Regions from separate parts of the Homo sapiens genome. Here region 2 is linked to region 1. Evidence: read pairs that join two places in POLR2A ChIA-PET (ENCODE). Cell type or tissue: PC-3. All regions are shown on one strand.

Region 1 (8,000 bases):
TAGGTATCAACTAACTGTGTGAGGGTGCTGTGGGAGTCATGCTTTTAAAATTCACAGATGTCCTTTTGTCAGAGGGTCTACTAGGCACTGTCTTGATATTCCCAGAGAATTTAACAGTCTTCAGCCATGCCCTAGAGTGCATTTCTTTACTGGGCTAAGAGGCTAGAAATGAGAAATAAATTTTCTCTTGAGACAGTCTTGCTCTGTCACCCAGGCTGGAGTACGGTGGTGAGATCTCAGCTCACCGTAACCTCTACTTCCCAGGTTCAAGTGATTCTCCTGCCTCAGCCTTCTGAGTAGCTGGGACTACAGGGGCATGCTACCACACCCAGCTAATTTTTGTATTTTTAGTAGAGACGGGGTTTCATCATGTTGACCAGGCTGGTCTGGAACTCCGGACCTCAAGTGATCTGCCTGTCTCAGCCTCCCAAAGTGCTGGGATTACAGGTGTGAATGACCAGGCCCAGCAGGGAAGTAATTTTGTTTTTCCAACCCAGAAAATGCTGCACCCTCCACATTTCCTCTGAATTCAGCTTGCAAATTGACTAGTTCATCTCTTTAGCTCACCTCTTGTAAAAAAATTTTTTGAGATGGGGTCACCCAGGCTGGAGTACAGAGGCACGATCATGGTTCACTGCAGCCTTGACCTCCTAGGCTCAAGTAATCCTCCCACCTCAGCCTCCGGAGTACCTGTAACCACAGGAACCTGCCAGCATGCCTGGCTAATTTTAAAATTTTTTTTGTACAGATGAGATCTGTCTACATGGGCCAGACTAGTTTCGAACTCCTAGCCTCAAAGGATCCTCCTGCCTTGGCCTCCACAAGTGTTGGGATTACAGACATGAGCCATGGATCCAGCTTAGAAAACGTTATCAAGGGCTGGGCATGGTGGCTCACGCCTGTAATCCCAACACTTTGGGAGGCCCAGGCAGGTGGATCACCTGAGGTCAGGAGTTCAAGACCAGCCTGGCCAACATGGGGAAACCCCATCTTTACTAAAAAAAATACAAAAATTAGCTGGGCGTTGTGACATGCACCTGTAATCCCAGATACTCAGGAGGCTGAGGCAGGAGAATCACTTGAACCCGGGAGGCGGAGGTTGAGCCTAGATCGTGCCATTGCACTCCAGCCCTGGCAAGAGAGCAAGACTCTGTGTCAAAAAAAAAAAAAGAAAGAAAACTTTATCAAACACAGATGGTAAAAGCCAATGGACACTTTCAACATTCTGACTGGAGATTTCTTTGCTCAAATCTACAAGTTCGTTTGGTATATTTTCTTTCTTTCTTTCTTTCTTTTTTTGAGACGGACTCTCGCTCTGTCACCCAGGCTGGAGTGCAGTGGCATGGTCTCGGATCACTGCACTCCGCCTCCCGGCTTCACGCCATTCTCTTGCCTCAGTCTCTCCAAGTAACTGGGACTACAGGCGGCCACCACCATGCCCGGCTAATTTTTGTATTTTTAGTAGAGACAGGGTTTCACCGTGTTAGCCAGGATGGTCTTGATCTCCTGACCTTGTGATCTGCCCACCTCGGCCTCCCAAAGTGCTGGGATTACAGGCATAAGCCACCATGCCTGGCGGGAGTTTTGCTCTTGTTGACCAGGCTGGAGTGTGCAATGGTGCGATCTCGGCTCACCGCAACCTGGGTTCAAATGATTCTCCTACCTCAGCCTCCCGAGTAGCTGGGATTACAGGCATGTGCCTCCACCATGCCTGACTAATATTTTGTGTTTTAGTAGAGACAGGGTTTCCCCATGTTGCTCAGGGTGGTCTTAAACTCTTGAGCACAGGCGATTTGCCCACCTCGGCCTCCCGAAGTGCTGGGATTACAGGTGTAAGCCACCACGCCCAGCCACTGATGTTGTTTTTGAGACAGGGTCTTGTTCTGTCACCCAGGCTGGAGTTTCAGTGGCATTATCTCAGCTCACTGCAACCTCCACCTCTGAGGCTCAAGCGGTCCTCCTGTCTCAGCCTCCCCAGTAGCTGGGACCACAGGTCCCAGGTGCCATGATGCCTGGCTAATTTTTGTATATTTTGTAGAGACAGGTTTCATCATGTTGCCCAGGCTTGAAACTGCCTTTGTAAAAAAAAAAATGGGCACAAGGTTAGAATTATGGTTTGGGAGTCATGCAGCTAGAGGTTACAAGGTTTGTAACTTTCTCAATTGCTCCTATGGATAACATTACTATTGTAAATCCTAGGACTAGTGCTTGAGGTATTTTTCAGACCCTGCATTCTGATGGACCAGCTGACACTGCCCAAACCAGTAACCTTTACCAATAAACTGACACAGTAGGTTTCTGACCCCTATAGGAATTGATTCAGCATAAGAAGACAGCTTCATCCCCCTACGATTTCATTCCCAACCCAACCAATCAGCATTTCCCATTCCCTAGCCCCCTGCCCACCAAACTATCCTTAAAAATCCCTGGATTCCAAATTCTCAGGGAAGCAGATTTGATAAACATCTTCCATCCTTCAGCCTGGTTGGCCCTGTGATTAAACTTTCTCTACTGCAATTCCTGGTGTTCTCCGTGTTTGGCTTTTCTGGGCAGCAGGCAGGAAGAACCCAGGTGGGCAATTACAGTGGTCATAAAACCATTTATGATTTCTTCCAGCCAATGTCAACTGAGCAGTTCCGCTGACTGGGCTTGTTCATGCATCTTTTTTCTTTCTTTCTTTCTTTTTTTTTGAGACAGAGTTTTGCTCTTGTTGCCCAGGCTGCAGTGCAATGGTGCGATCTCGGCTCACTGCAAACTCCATCTCCTGGGTTTAAGGGATTCTCCTGCCTCAGCCTCCCGAGTAGCTGGGATTACAGGCATGCGCCACCACACCTGGCTAATTTTGTATTTTTAGTAGAGACAGGGTTTCCCCATGTTGGTCGGCTGGTCTTGAACTCCCGACCTCGGGTGATCCGCCCTCCTTGGCCTCCCAAAGTGCTGGGATTACAGGCGTGAGCCACCATGCCTGGCTGCACTCATGCATCTTTAATCAGGTGATTGAGGACTCCCTGGGACCTGGCTGGTATAGGATGGCCTCCCCTGCACAGCTGGGGTTCCCTCCATGTGTCTCTCTCACATCCCTCCAGCTAGCTGGCCCAGATATGACTCAGGTTAGACTGAGCATGTTTTCATGACAATTGCACGCAAGCAGGAGAGGAAGTGCAAACAAGTGCAAACACGAAAGCACTTGTTTAATCATCTGCTGGCATCAAACCTGCTAGCATTCTTTCTGAGCAGAGTCAGAAAAAAAAATTAATAAAAATAAAAAATAAATAAAAATAATGGGCCGGGCATGGTGGCTCACGCCTATAAGCCCAGCACTTTGGGAAGCTGAGGTGGGCAGGTCACTTGAGGTCAGGAGTTCCAGACCAGCCTGGCCAACATGGTGAAACCCATGTCTCTACCAAATATATATGTATGACAAATATATACATATATATATATATATATATATATATATATATATATACACATACACACACACACACACACACACACACACACACAAATTAGCCAGGCATGGTGGCACATACCTGTATTCCTAGCTACTCAGGAGGCTGAGGTAGGAGGATTGCTTGAGTCCAGGAGGCGGAGGTTGCACCACTGCAGTACCACTGCACTCTAGCCTGGATGACAAAGTGAGACTTTCTTTCTTTCTTTTTTTTTTTTTGAGGCAGAGTTTCTCTTGTGTTGCCCAGGCTGGAGTGCAGTGGCAGCAATCTGAGCTCACTGCAACCTCCACTTTCTGGTTTCAAGCAATTCTCCTGCCTCAGCCTCCCAAGTAGCTGGGATTACAGAAGCCCCCCAACATGCCCAGCTAATTTTTGTATTTTTAGTAGAGACAGGGTTTCACCATGTTGGCCGGGCTGGTCTCAAACTCCTGACCTCGTGATCCGCCCGCCTCGGCCTCCCAAAGTGCTGGGATTACAGGTGTAAGCCACCGCACCTGGCTGAGGCTATATTTCAAAAACATAAATAAATAAATAAAATCTGCGTAAATAAATGATTATTTAAGTTTTTCTTATACTCCTTAACATATCCTTTAAACAAAAGAGACAGTTGTACATACTATTTCTATTTTTGAAAACAGGAAACAGGACTGGCATGGTGGCCTGTAATCCCAGCACTTTAAGAGGTCAAGGCAGGCAAATCACCTGAGGTCGGGAGTTCAAGACCAGCATGACCAACGTGGAGAAACCCCATCTCTACTAAAAATACAAAATTAGCAGGGCGTGGTGGCACATGCCTGTAATCCCAGCTATTTGGGAGGCTGAGGCAGGAGAATTGCTTGAACCCGGGAGGCGGAGGTTGCGCTGAGCCGAGATCGCACCATTGCACTCCAGCCTGGGCAACAAGAGCAAAACAAGAGCAAGGAGAGGGTGTCTTTTTGAAGACATTTTTCTTCCTTTTCACGATACTCCCTCTCAGATATGCCTCCCTTCCCAGCTGGGCGCAGCGGCTCACGCCTGTAATCCCAGCACTTTGGGAGGTCAAGATGGGTGGATCACTTGAGGTCAGGAATTTGAGACCAGCCTGGTCAACATGGAGAAACCCCATCTCTACTAAATACACAAAAATTAGCTGGGTGTGGTGGCAGACGCCTGTAATCCCAGCTACTCTGGAGGCTGAGGCAGGAGAAAGAATCGCTTGAACCCAGGAGGCAGAGGTTGCAGTGAGCTGAGACTGTGACACTGCACTACTTAAAAACAAAAACAAAAACAAAAAACGCCTCCCTTCTCCCACTTTCTTTTTTTTTTTTTTGAGATGGAGTCTTGCTCTGTTGCCCAGGCTGGAGTGCAGTGACACTATCTTGGCTCACTGCAACATCTGCCTCCCAGGTTCAAGCAATTATCTTGCTTCAGCCTCCTGAAGAGCTGGGATTACAGGTGCATGCCACTATGCCCGGCTAATTTTTGTATTTTTAGTAGAGACGGGGTTTCACCATGTTGGACCAAGCTGGTCTCGAACACCTGACCTCAGGTGAATTGCCCGCCTTGACCTCCCAAAGTGCTGGGATTACAGGCATGAGACACCACGCCTGGCCCCTTCTCCCACTTTCTAAGAAGAGACTCTGAGATTTTTTTTTTTTTTTAGAAATGTAAATTTCTAAATGTAAACTAGGCTGAGGTCAGTGGATCACACCTATAATCCCAGCACTTTGGGAGGCCGAGGTAGGAGGATCCCTTTAGGCTGGGAGTTTGAGACCAGCCTTGGCAACACAGTGAGACCCCATCTTTACAAAAAAATTTTTTTTTACTTAGCCGAGCATGATGGTGCACGCCTGTAGTACTAGCTACTTGGGAGGCTGAGGTGGGAGGAACCCCTTCAGCCCAGGAGTTCAAGGTTACAGTGAGCTATGATCCTGTCACAGCGCTCCAGCCTAGGCAGCAAAAGGAGACCCTGTCTCTAAGGAAAGAAAAAAGGTAACTTTAAAATTCATTTAGGTAATTATCAGACTTCTTTTTAGTTGTAGGGGCAAATCAATAAGACCATTGTAGAATTATGGCAAGAAAAATATGAACTAAAAGTACTTTATTACTTTGGGAAGGAAAATAGAAATGATCAAATAAAAAAAAACACAAGATTTTTTTCTTTTTTTTAAGCTGGGACTACAGGCACACAGCCCTGAGCCCAGCATAATGTTACTTTTTTTTTTCTTTTGAGACAGAGTCTCGCTTTGTTGCCCAGGCTCGAGTGCAATGGCGAGGTCTCGGCTCACTGCAACCTCTGCTTACCGGGTTCGAGCGATTCTCCTGCCTCAGCCTCCCGAGTAGCTGGGATTACAGGTGCCTGCCATTGCGCCCAGCTAATTTTTTTATTTTTAGTAGAGATGGGGTTTCACCATCTTGGCCAGGCTGGTCTTAAACTTGTGACCTCGTGATCCACCCGCCTTGGCCTCCCAAAGTGTTGGGATTACAGGCATTAGCCACCGTGCCCGGCCCATAATGTTACTTTTTTAATGTAAAGGTTAGAAAAGAGATTTTGGAAGACTGAGATATTCTGTGTGTGTGTTTGGTTTGTTTTGTTTTTTTGAGACGGAGTCTTGCTCTGTCGCAGGCTGGTGTGCAGTGGCGTGATCTCAGCTCACTGCAATCTCTGCCTCCTGGGTTCAAGTGATTCTCCTGCTTCAGCCTCTCGAGTAGCTGGGACTACAGGTGCGCACCACCACGCCCAGCTAATTTTTGTATTTTTAGTAGAGACAGGGTTTCACCATGTTGGCCAGGATGGTCTCGATTTCTTGACCTCGTCATCTGCCTGCCTGGGCCTCCCAAAGTGCTGGGATTACAAGCATGAGCCACTATCCCCGGGCTGGAATCTTCAAGATAACTTGACTTGCCACATTTAAGAGTCTGAATTATTAGGTTTATGAGAATTATTTACATGCTGAATACTTCCTTCTTGTTTGACTTGTAAATCTACCCTGAGGAATTGGAAGTGGTTGGGAAAAAAATCAAGTATATTAAATTTGTAAATGTAGTTTAAATATTTAAGAGAATTTAATTAACTAAGTTTGTAAATGCTATGAGTAATGTTCAAGCAAATTAAATATGTCAAGCCCATGGGCTAATTGTGTATTAATCAAAGAACAAGTTATTACTCTTACTTTTATCCAAAACCTGCAAGATTTCTAAATAGAATATCAGGATATGGAAGTTAAACTTAAAAACATAAGAAGATCTGTTTTTAAGCTTACAACATTAATTGAAGATTAATTTAGGCTAGGGGCAGTGGTGCAAGCCTGTAATCCCAGCACTTTGGGAGGCTGAGGTGGGAGGATCAGTGGAGCTCAGGAGTTCGAGATCAGCCTAGGTAACATCATGAAACTCTGTCTCTACAGAAAATACAAAAATTAGCCAGGCATGTGTGGTGCGCGACTGCAGTCCCAACTACTCCTCAGGTTGAGGTGGGGGGAAGGCTTGAGCCCAGGAGGTTGAGGCTGCAGTGAGCTGTGATTGTGCCACTGTACTCCAGCCTGGGTGACAGAGTAAGACACTGTCTCTCTTTTTTTTTTTTTTTTTGAGACAGAGTCTGGCTGTGTCACCCAGGCTGGAGTGCAATGCTGCAATTTTGGCTCACTGCCATCTCTGCCTCCCGGATTTAAGCAATTCTCCTGCCTCAGCCTTCCAGGTAGCTGGGATTACAGGCGAGTGCCATCATGCCCAGCTAATTTTTTTCAATTTTTTTGGAGATGAGGTCTCACTCTGTTGCCAGGGCTGATCTTGAACTCCTGGGCTCAAAAGATTCTCCCACCTCCGCCTCCCAAAGTGCTGAGATTATAGGGCTGAGCCACCTTCCAGGCCTTAACTTTTGTAAGAATACACATTTTGGCCGGGCGCAGTGGCTCAGGCCTGTAATCCCAGCACTTTGGGAGCTCAAGGTGGGTGGATCTCTTGAGGTCAGGAGTTCGAGACCAGCCTGGGCAACATGGTGAAACCACATCTCTATTAAAAATACAAAAATTAGCCAGGAATAGTGGCACACGCCTGTAGTCCCAGCTACTCAGGAGGCTGAGGCAGGAGAATCGCTTGAACCCGGGAGGCGGAGGTTGCAGTGAGCTGAGATCGAGCCACTGCACTCCAGCCTGGGCGACAAAGCGAGACTCTGTCTAAAATAAACAAATACATACATACACATTTTGTCAGAGTAGTTTGAGGGTAGGATCCAATGAAGGGCTTAGCAAGTACCTGGCATGAAATAAAGTAAATAAATTTGCTGACTGTGCTTGCTCATGCATCTTTTTTTTTTTTTTTTTTTTTTTTTGAGATGGAGTTTTGGTCTTGCTCTTTTTGGTTATCACCTCTATATTCCACAGCACCCACAAGCTTCAATGCTTACTCTTTCAATGGTCTTTCTCTTGGTCCAGTATTTAGAAATTTGGCTTATATAATAGTAAAATCGAAATAAAAAAAATACTTTAGGCCAGATGCAGTAGCTCACACCTGCAATCCCAGCACTTTTTTTTTTTTTGAGACAGGGTCTCACTCTGTCACCCAGGCTGC
Region 2 (8,000 bases), 330 kb before region 1:
TTGAGAGGGAGGCCAGCAAACCTCTCTGATGTCAGAGCCTTCAGGCAGTGATTAGGGCAGGCTACCTCTCTGCCTCTCCCTGGCCCTATCAGGGTGGTCACCCATGAGTCACTGAAGTTTATGGAGCCCATGGGCTGTCCCTGCTCTGAGGAGCCCAGCTGGGTCTCCACAAGGCCTGGCCAGGTATCCCAAAGGGCTAAGCCAGCCTCTTCCCCACTTACTGGTGGGTGTGAATTGCTCCTAGCTGCCTGTACCTGTCGACCTCTCGTCCTGTGCAGGGGGGGTGGTGTGTGCCCTCAAGCTCCCAATCTACAAAGTTCAAAAGTGAGGGCATGCAGCAACTGGTGAGAGGGCATCCTTCCAAGCTGGGTTTAGAAGGTGTCTGAATGAGGAGGGAGGTGCCTGGAAGCAGAGCGGCTCTGGACACCCTCACATTCGTGTGGCTGTTTCTTGGGTTGACCTGGGGGTCTTCCTATGGGACTGTCCCTCTGTAGTATGGTGGAGTAGGAGGGAAGAGGGCCAGAGCTGAGAGCTCTGGGGTGGAGTCCAGTGCCAGTCCTACCACTGACTCATCATGTGAGTCACCTCTCTTGAGACCCAGTCACCTCTACTTGTCCATTTTATAGTACCCTTGGAAAGTTCCCATGAGTTAATGGGTATGGAAGGACCTGGTAAATAAATCAAGTGCCCCTGAGTTGTAGGGTGCTATAACTATCATTAGCTGAGCAAGGAGGTTACCAACAGCCCCATCCCATTCCTGATGCATCTTGGGGCTATTTATGGCGAGTCCCCAGGCCTGCTACCGCCATCGTGTCCTCAGCACATCAGGGCTTGCTTGTTCACATACCCCTCCCTGTGTACAAGCCTGAAACTCAGGGAAAGCAAATGCAACTCCACATCAGGCCAAGGTAGAGGACCCGAGGGTCACTGATCCCGAATATTCCCAAGCCCACTCCCTACCCCCACAGACATCCTTTCTTTTTAATCATCCTCTCCCCATGATTCCTCAGAGGAAGGAGGAGGCCACCCAGCTCAGAGCCCTGTTCTGCTCTCTGCTCATCTACCTGAAGCTCAAACTGTCCTGATCTCCATGCTTTTCAAGAACAGGTGTCAGCAAAGACCTCAGGCATCCTCAGCAGAAGGCCTGAGAGCTATGGTCTCTAATTGAGGCTGTTCACCGGACGCTGACTTACCGGTCTGAAGACCTCAAGACCCAGAAGACCACTTCTGGTTACTAGGCTGGGCAGCAGCTGCCCTAAGCCTCTCTTTGGTATTAATTTCCTAATCTGCCCCAAGAACCCCAGGTTCTTCTTAGGACAGTTTCTGCTGGCTGTTCCCTTTTATTTAACCCAGAGTACCCCTTGGGTCACTTGATACTTGAGAGGAGAATTCTTTGTTAAGCTAGAGCACAGATTTCAAAAGTGATTTTTCAGGGGCGTGGATGCCACCACCAGGATCTTAGGGGATGGCCTCCCCTTGCTCCCCAAATGCCCAAATTCTGAACTCTTGGGTGTCCAACCCCACCCAGCCAGTCCCCAAAAACTGCTTCTCCTTCCTCTCTCTTGCTCCGCAACACCTCCTGGCCCCAACAACGCCACTATTCCTTGAGTGGTTTGACATAAGTGAAGTAACAGGTATAAAACTGAGTTTTGAAGTAATTGACGCAAGAATTTGGACTCTGGAGAACTTCCCAGAGGAATGAAAATCAGCAACGTGGTGGCCTATTTGGAAAAGACCTGCCATGATGAACAAACCCTAACAATGCTAAGCAGGTCTGTCTGCTCCTTCCAATTCCTTTTTTTTTTTTTACATCTATTGTGCACTTTATTTCTATTATTACTACATTGTAATACATAATGAAATAATTACACAAGTCATCATAATGTAGAATCAATGGGAGTCCTGAGCTTGTTTTTCTGCAACTAGATGGTCCCATCGTGAAGAGATAGGAGACAATGACATATCATCAGGCATTAGAGTCTCATAAGGAGCATGTGACCTAGATCCCTTGAACATGCATTTCACAATAGGATTTTCACTCCTATGAGAATCTAATGCCTTTGCTGATCTGACAGGAGGCAGAGCTCAGGTGATAATGTGAGCAACGGGGAGTGGCTGGAAATACAGACGAAGCTTCACTCGCTTGCCTGCCACTCACCTCTTGCTGTGCAGCCTGGTTCCTAATAGGTCATGGACCTGTCCATGGTTTGCAGGCTGGGGACCCCTGCAAGGATCCAGATTTAAATTCAGAAGAAGCTTCATCTACTTCTGTAGTTCCATTTTCTTGCAATACCTGCTGCAGCAAACTTGAACATTGCAGGATTTTCTCAAGCCGCTCAATTTGGTCATCTTGCTTTTTAATAGTTTTTCTTATCACGGCATTTTCTACTTCAAGCCTTATTTTGTGTGCTGCTTCACATTGTATTTTTGTGCATGGCCTTCCGTCTCCATAGTACATCTTATAGTTGCTGTAAGTTGATCCTGTATTTCTTGAAAATTTTATTCTTAGCCTCAATTGCATAATCTTCTGCAGTCTTTCCATATGCATCTCGAGAAAACACATCAGTATTGTGCTGCAGAAGAAGAACGACTATATCTTTTTCTCCAAGATTAACAGCAAGTATGAGGGCTGATCTGCTAAGATAATCAATTGCATTTACATTTGTGTTTTTCTTTAATAAAACTTCCACCATTTTCAGTTTTCTTTGACTCACAGCAAGTAAAAGTGGTTGATATTCATATGAAGGACATTTTCCGGGGTGTCCATGGCCAGAGGACGCTGGCCGGCAGCGGTCAAACTTGAACCGCAAACTAGAAGCCACCGCCAATTCGAATCCCAATTCCTTTTTAAAAACACTATCAAAGAATGTGTGACAGAGAATCCACCCAGACTTGATGATCTGCACCTCTTCAGGGTAGCTGTGCCATAGAAACTGGCAAACTGCTGGCCAGGCGCGGTGGCTCATGCCTGTAATCCTAACACTTTGGGAGGCCGAGGCGGGCAGATCACCTGAGGTCAGGAGTTACAGACCAGCCTGGCCAACATGGTGAAACCCTGTCTCTACTAAAAATACAAAAATTAGCCGGGCATGGTGGTGCATGCCTATAATCCCAGCTACTCAGGAGGCTGAGGCAGGAGAATCACTTGAACCCAGGTGGCAGAGGTTGCAGTGAGCTGAAATTGAGCCATTGCACTCCAGCCTGGGCTACAGAGCGAGACTCCGTGTCAAACAAAACAAAACAAAACTAAACTAAACTAAACTAAACTAAACCTGCAAACTGCTTCTTGGTCTTGGTCTGGGCGTATTCTCCCAAATTCGCTAAAGGAAAGGATAGAAGTTTCTGTGGCCCAGAGCCCAGAACTGAGCATCCTGGAGCCCCTGCCAGAGGGTGCTGGCATCCTGCTAAGCATTCTTCTCCACCCTCCTCCCCAAAGTTCTGCAAAGGAGACCTCATCCAGGTGCTCCCCATGCTGGCTGTGGGCGCCAGGCTGATGGCCCTCCAGAACGGTGCCTTTGGAGGTTTACTGAGGCTGAGTGAAGCCAGAGTTAGTTCCCATCACTTGTGTCGACATGGATAGTTGGACTGCTGCCCTTGCTTAGGGGCCTTTCATTCTTCACTGGAATCCAAGTTACACTTCCGCTTCTTCGCTAGTTGGCTGCTGCATATCTAAGCTGCTCAGAGTCCGGCCACGGCAGTTCGTCCTGCACTTGCCAGGTGTTTGTAGCTCAAAGGCACCATGCTTGGCTCAGGGGGCTCCCACTCCCAGTACTTATGGAGCCCCAAGAAAGGAATGGCTAGGAATCCCACCCACAATGCTCCTGTAAGGCCAAGATAGAAAAGGCTGCCTTCAGGTGAGCCAGCTCGCCAGTCCTAGAATGAAGGCAGAATTCAGCCTAGGCCAATCTGAAGGCAGTTCTTTTTTTTTCTTTGAGACGGAGTCTCACACTCTGTCACCCTAGCTGGAGTGCAGTGGTGCTATCTCGGCTCACTGCAACCTCTGCCTCCTGGGTTCAAGCAATTCTCCTGCCTCAGCCTCCCATGATGGTGATTCTTAATTAGCAGGGCCTGAAGTAATGAGTCTCTCTCCCTTCTTTAACAATGCAGGTGAGACGCTCCCAGGAGCACAGATCCCGATGGGGCTGTCTGGCTTTTCTCTTTGCAGAATGCATTTATCCCCTGCCCCTGTTCCCCTCAACCTCCCTCTGTTTATGTTCAGGCTGATGTTTCTATTGATGTATTGATCTCTGCTAGCTGAGGAACATTTCTGCTGAACACACTCACTTGCTCAGTGGGGGGGCCAGAGGGGCAGGCTCTGCAGGGGGTGCCAGGGACAGCAGCCTCAAGTCTGGCCTAGGGTGGGGAAGGGTGACATCTCTGCCTGGGACAGAGATGTTGATGGGAAACAGAGAAATGATTACTTGTAAAGACAAAAGTGGGCAAAGGGAAGAACTATGATCAACAGCTGTGGCCTCCCATGGATGCCCTGGGGCACGGGGCCTCGTGTGGCATGGAGACGGACTGGCCTGGAATCGTTTTACTCCACTTCACTTTTGAGTGGATGCAGATCAGTCTTCCCACCTGCATAGGGAAGCTTTTTTCTCCTTACTCTTCGTCCATGGTTAAGAGACTCAAAATAACATGGGAATGTGTATTAAAACCTGTAAACTGCCAAAGGAATCAATGTGAGCTAGGATGCCTTGTTGCCACTACCTGAGGACCTGTGAGGTTTTTAGCTGAGTGTGATCTTGAGAGCATAGTTCTCCCCTTAGCAGCTGAATTGTTTGAAATGCTTGTTTTCCGGTGCCGTAAAGAAATCGTACTTGAACATAAATTTATTTAGCAAGGCCATTTTTACTTCCTGGAGGAAGGGTACACTCGCCAGCAGTTTTGCCACGAGTACACCGAACGAAGGAGACAGGGTCATTCATAACCTGACGCGTCCACCCTACTGCTGTATCCGGTTTCCACTGGCTGGAACGGGACCTCACGTTCTGTATTTGTCCTGATTGGCTAGCAACTGAGAACTTTTTAAAAGAGGCAAAGGTAGAGGAGAATAAAGGAAGGAGGAAGTAACTTGTGTAATGCTGAGAAAGGTAAAAACACCTTCAAATAAGGAAGAGGAACAGGCTATGACCTAATGCTTGCTTGGACCAGTATAAGCAACCCAGGACAAATATTTAGGCTAAATTGTGGGAGCTAAGAACATAAAGTATATTGATTTCTTTATTACGGCTAGCAGATATTTAAGAATGTTAGCACAGGTCTTTGAATAAATTTTGCTTCTAAGAGAAGTTACTATTTATTCCTAATTAGACGGGGAGGAAAGTGTTTGATAGAGGAACCTTTACTTTTTACAGGGACCCAGACGGGTCTGCAGCGACAGGCTCACAAAGAGGGCCCATCTGCTGTCCAGAAGAGACATGCTTGTCTCAGCTCGACAAAGCAGTTCCATTGCCACGCTCTCACTGCTGGAGCTCCCCGCCCATCCTCCACCCAGTGGAATTTGGGGTGATCCGAGCAAATCTCTCATTTTTGCAAAATTCCATCAGGCATTTAACCAAAGGCAGATTCAGGCTGAGGGTAGGGGAGAGTGAGGGTAGGGGAGAGGGTAGGGGAGAGAGGGTAGGGGAGAGGGTAGGAGAGGGTAGGGGCACACAAAAGAGGGCAGCTTCCTTGTCTTTAATGTCATGCGCCTCCCTGTGAAGAGACCACCAAACAGGCTTTGTGTGAGCAATAAAGCTTTTTAATCACCTGGGTGCAGTTGGGCTGAGTCCGAAAAGAGTCAGCAAAGGATGATGGGATTTTCATTAGTTCTTCTAGGTTTGGAATAGGTGGTGGAGTTAGGAGCAATTTTTTGTGGGCAGGGGGTGGATCTTACAAAGTATATTCTCAAGGGTGGGGAGAATATTACCAAGCACCTTCCTAAGGGTCGGGGAGTATATTACAAAGTACCTTCTCAAGGGTGGGGAGGGTGTATTGTCACAAAGTCAATTGATCAGTTAGGGTGGGGCAGGAACAAATCACAGTGGTGGAATGTCATCAGTTAAGGCGGTAACAGGCTATTTTCACTTCTTTTGTGGATCTTCAGTTGCTTCAGGCCATCTGGATGTATACGTGCAAATCACAGGGCATATGATGATGGCTTAACTTGGGCTCAGAGGCCTGACATTTAACTTGCCTTCCTCCCTCGAAACATTTCCTTGTTTTGACTTCTAGCTCTAGGTACCTGCTCACAGAGCCCCTGCCCTCAACACTGTGGTCTTTCCACTCAAGGAAGCCTCAGTTGGCTTTTTGTGGGGTGGTAAGACATTGCTTGGTCATGATGTGAAATGCAATGAGACACCACCTTAATTCGGACTCAACGCCATCTGGTAGCCTGGTACTTTCACACACATAACCTGGGAAGAGGTTAGCAAATTGCATGTCAGGAAATGCATGTTCTTATCTTTGTGGCATGAGAAGAAGAAGGAGGCAAGTCCTGGGTCCTAGTTTCAACTCTGCCGTCACTGAGTGGATAAGCAGTTACTTCATGACTCCAACCTTTGGTTTTCTCCAGGGCTGGACTCAAGGCCACTCCCAGAGTCTTTTCTGTGGCTCTGACTTCGGAGGCTTTAAGAGCACTGGGGACCCATTCATCACATTTCAAGTCAACTCCGTGAAGAATCATTTAGTCAGAATTATCCCAGGAGGCTCAGCTCGCCCCCTGAGCAGGTTTCCCAGCAGCACTCCGGCTGGGCCCATTGCACATGCCAGCCCAGAGGACTCATGGTTAATGTCCGGGCGAGAGAAGCTCGGGACGCTTATGGTTGGCAGATTAGCGTTGGGAGGCATGGCAGTGTTGATCAAAGGACAACCTTGGGCTGGGCTCAAAGTGGGAGCAATTGGGAGAAATAATTAGGCAGAGTCAGAAAGAAATGTAAATACACCTGGACCTGCCTCTCCTGTTCACCAGAGTCCTACAGCTGACGCCTGCACATATCTATGACCAGGAGCTAAGTCCCCCATTCACGCTCCTGACCAACATCTGCCTCCTGGGATGGAGTGGGCCCTCCTCCACACACTGGCATCCATTAGGCACACCTTTACACGCTGTACCCCACCCTCTCAGTGTGAGATGTCCTCAAGGTCACCTGATCCAGCAGCCTTGAAAGGAGGCCTCTTCACATGGCATTGTTCCAAACCCCAGCACCTGCAGGCTCATTTTCTCTCAACACTTAATTCCTGGTGGGTATGGTTTAAAGCTACTCAGAGCTCCAGGACAGTGTGTCTGGCCAGCAAGGGGCCAGGAAGCCAGCCTTCCCCTTCCTTATGCCGTGGCCTGCCCTCATTTCCCATATCCCCACTGCTCCCTAGCCCCTCCTTCCCAGGCCTGGCTTCAGCAGCCCATTTGGGCCCTCTTGCCCTCACCCCACCCCACACCCATCAACTGCAAGAGAAGCTTATTGGACATGAACGGTGTCAACACAGAGATGAACAGGACTAAAATTCTTGGGAGAAGAGCTCACGGGAGCTGATGCTTGATCTGGGTCAAAGGAGTAGATAGGAAGGGGGGGTGGGTTCCACTTATTGGCTCAGCCAAGGTGCAGTCTGCCTAGGAACCCTCCCAGAGAGCTGTGGTGGGGGTGGACTCATTAAAGTAGACCGCAGGGGAGCACCCCACCCTGGCCAGGGAACAGACGCAGCTCAAGTTAGCATAGTGCAGTGGCCAGCCTGCCGTGGACGGGTGTAAGGGCTGATCAGATGAGGGAACAATTGATTGTGCCTGACAAGGCCAGGCAAGGCTTCGTGAAGCTGGGCTCTGGCCCAAGTGAGGCCTGGATAGACAGGTCAGTGCAAAGCTGGAAAGGAGCAGAGCCAGCAACTGTTTTTGATGTACAGATGACTGTGCCACTCCCCAGCAGCCCCTTCTTTATTCTGGGTACCTGGACGTCACCATGACAACCAAGCCTCCCTCAGCCTGTGGTGTGGGCTGGGGGCCCACTGAGCTCAGGGTGGGG

Evidence for each region. Peaks named below come from ENCODE experiments on the same cell type or tissue, not always from the same donor. Only the 100,000 strongest peaks of a DNase experiment are listed, where the experiment ranks them.
Region 2: POLR2A ChIA-PET joins it to region 1 with 10 read pairs; 3 of 35 experiments call an interaction of 5 or more read pairs at or near these places.

What each region holds. Positions count from the first base shown.
Region 1 is chr6:33,552,163-33,560,162 of GRCh38, reverse strand. No RefSeq gene overlaps it. Among named protein-coding and RNA genes, the nearest start is that of BAK1, 24 kb to the left of the region's middle. In PC-3, no CTCF peak of the experiment used is centred here; a DNase peak (open chromatin) is centred at 3,132; H3K27ac peaks cover 2,763 bases.
Region 2 is chr6:33,877,907-33,885,906 of GRCh38, reverse strand. It overlaps a transcript of LOC105375027 not described here. Among named protein-coding and RNA genes, the nearest start is that of LINC01016, 15 kb to the left of the region's middle. RefSeq lists an enhancer at 6,804-7,304. In PC-3, no CTCF peak of the experiment used is centred here; a DNase peak (open chromatin) is centred at 596; H3K27ac peaks cover 716 bases.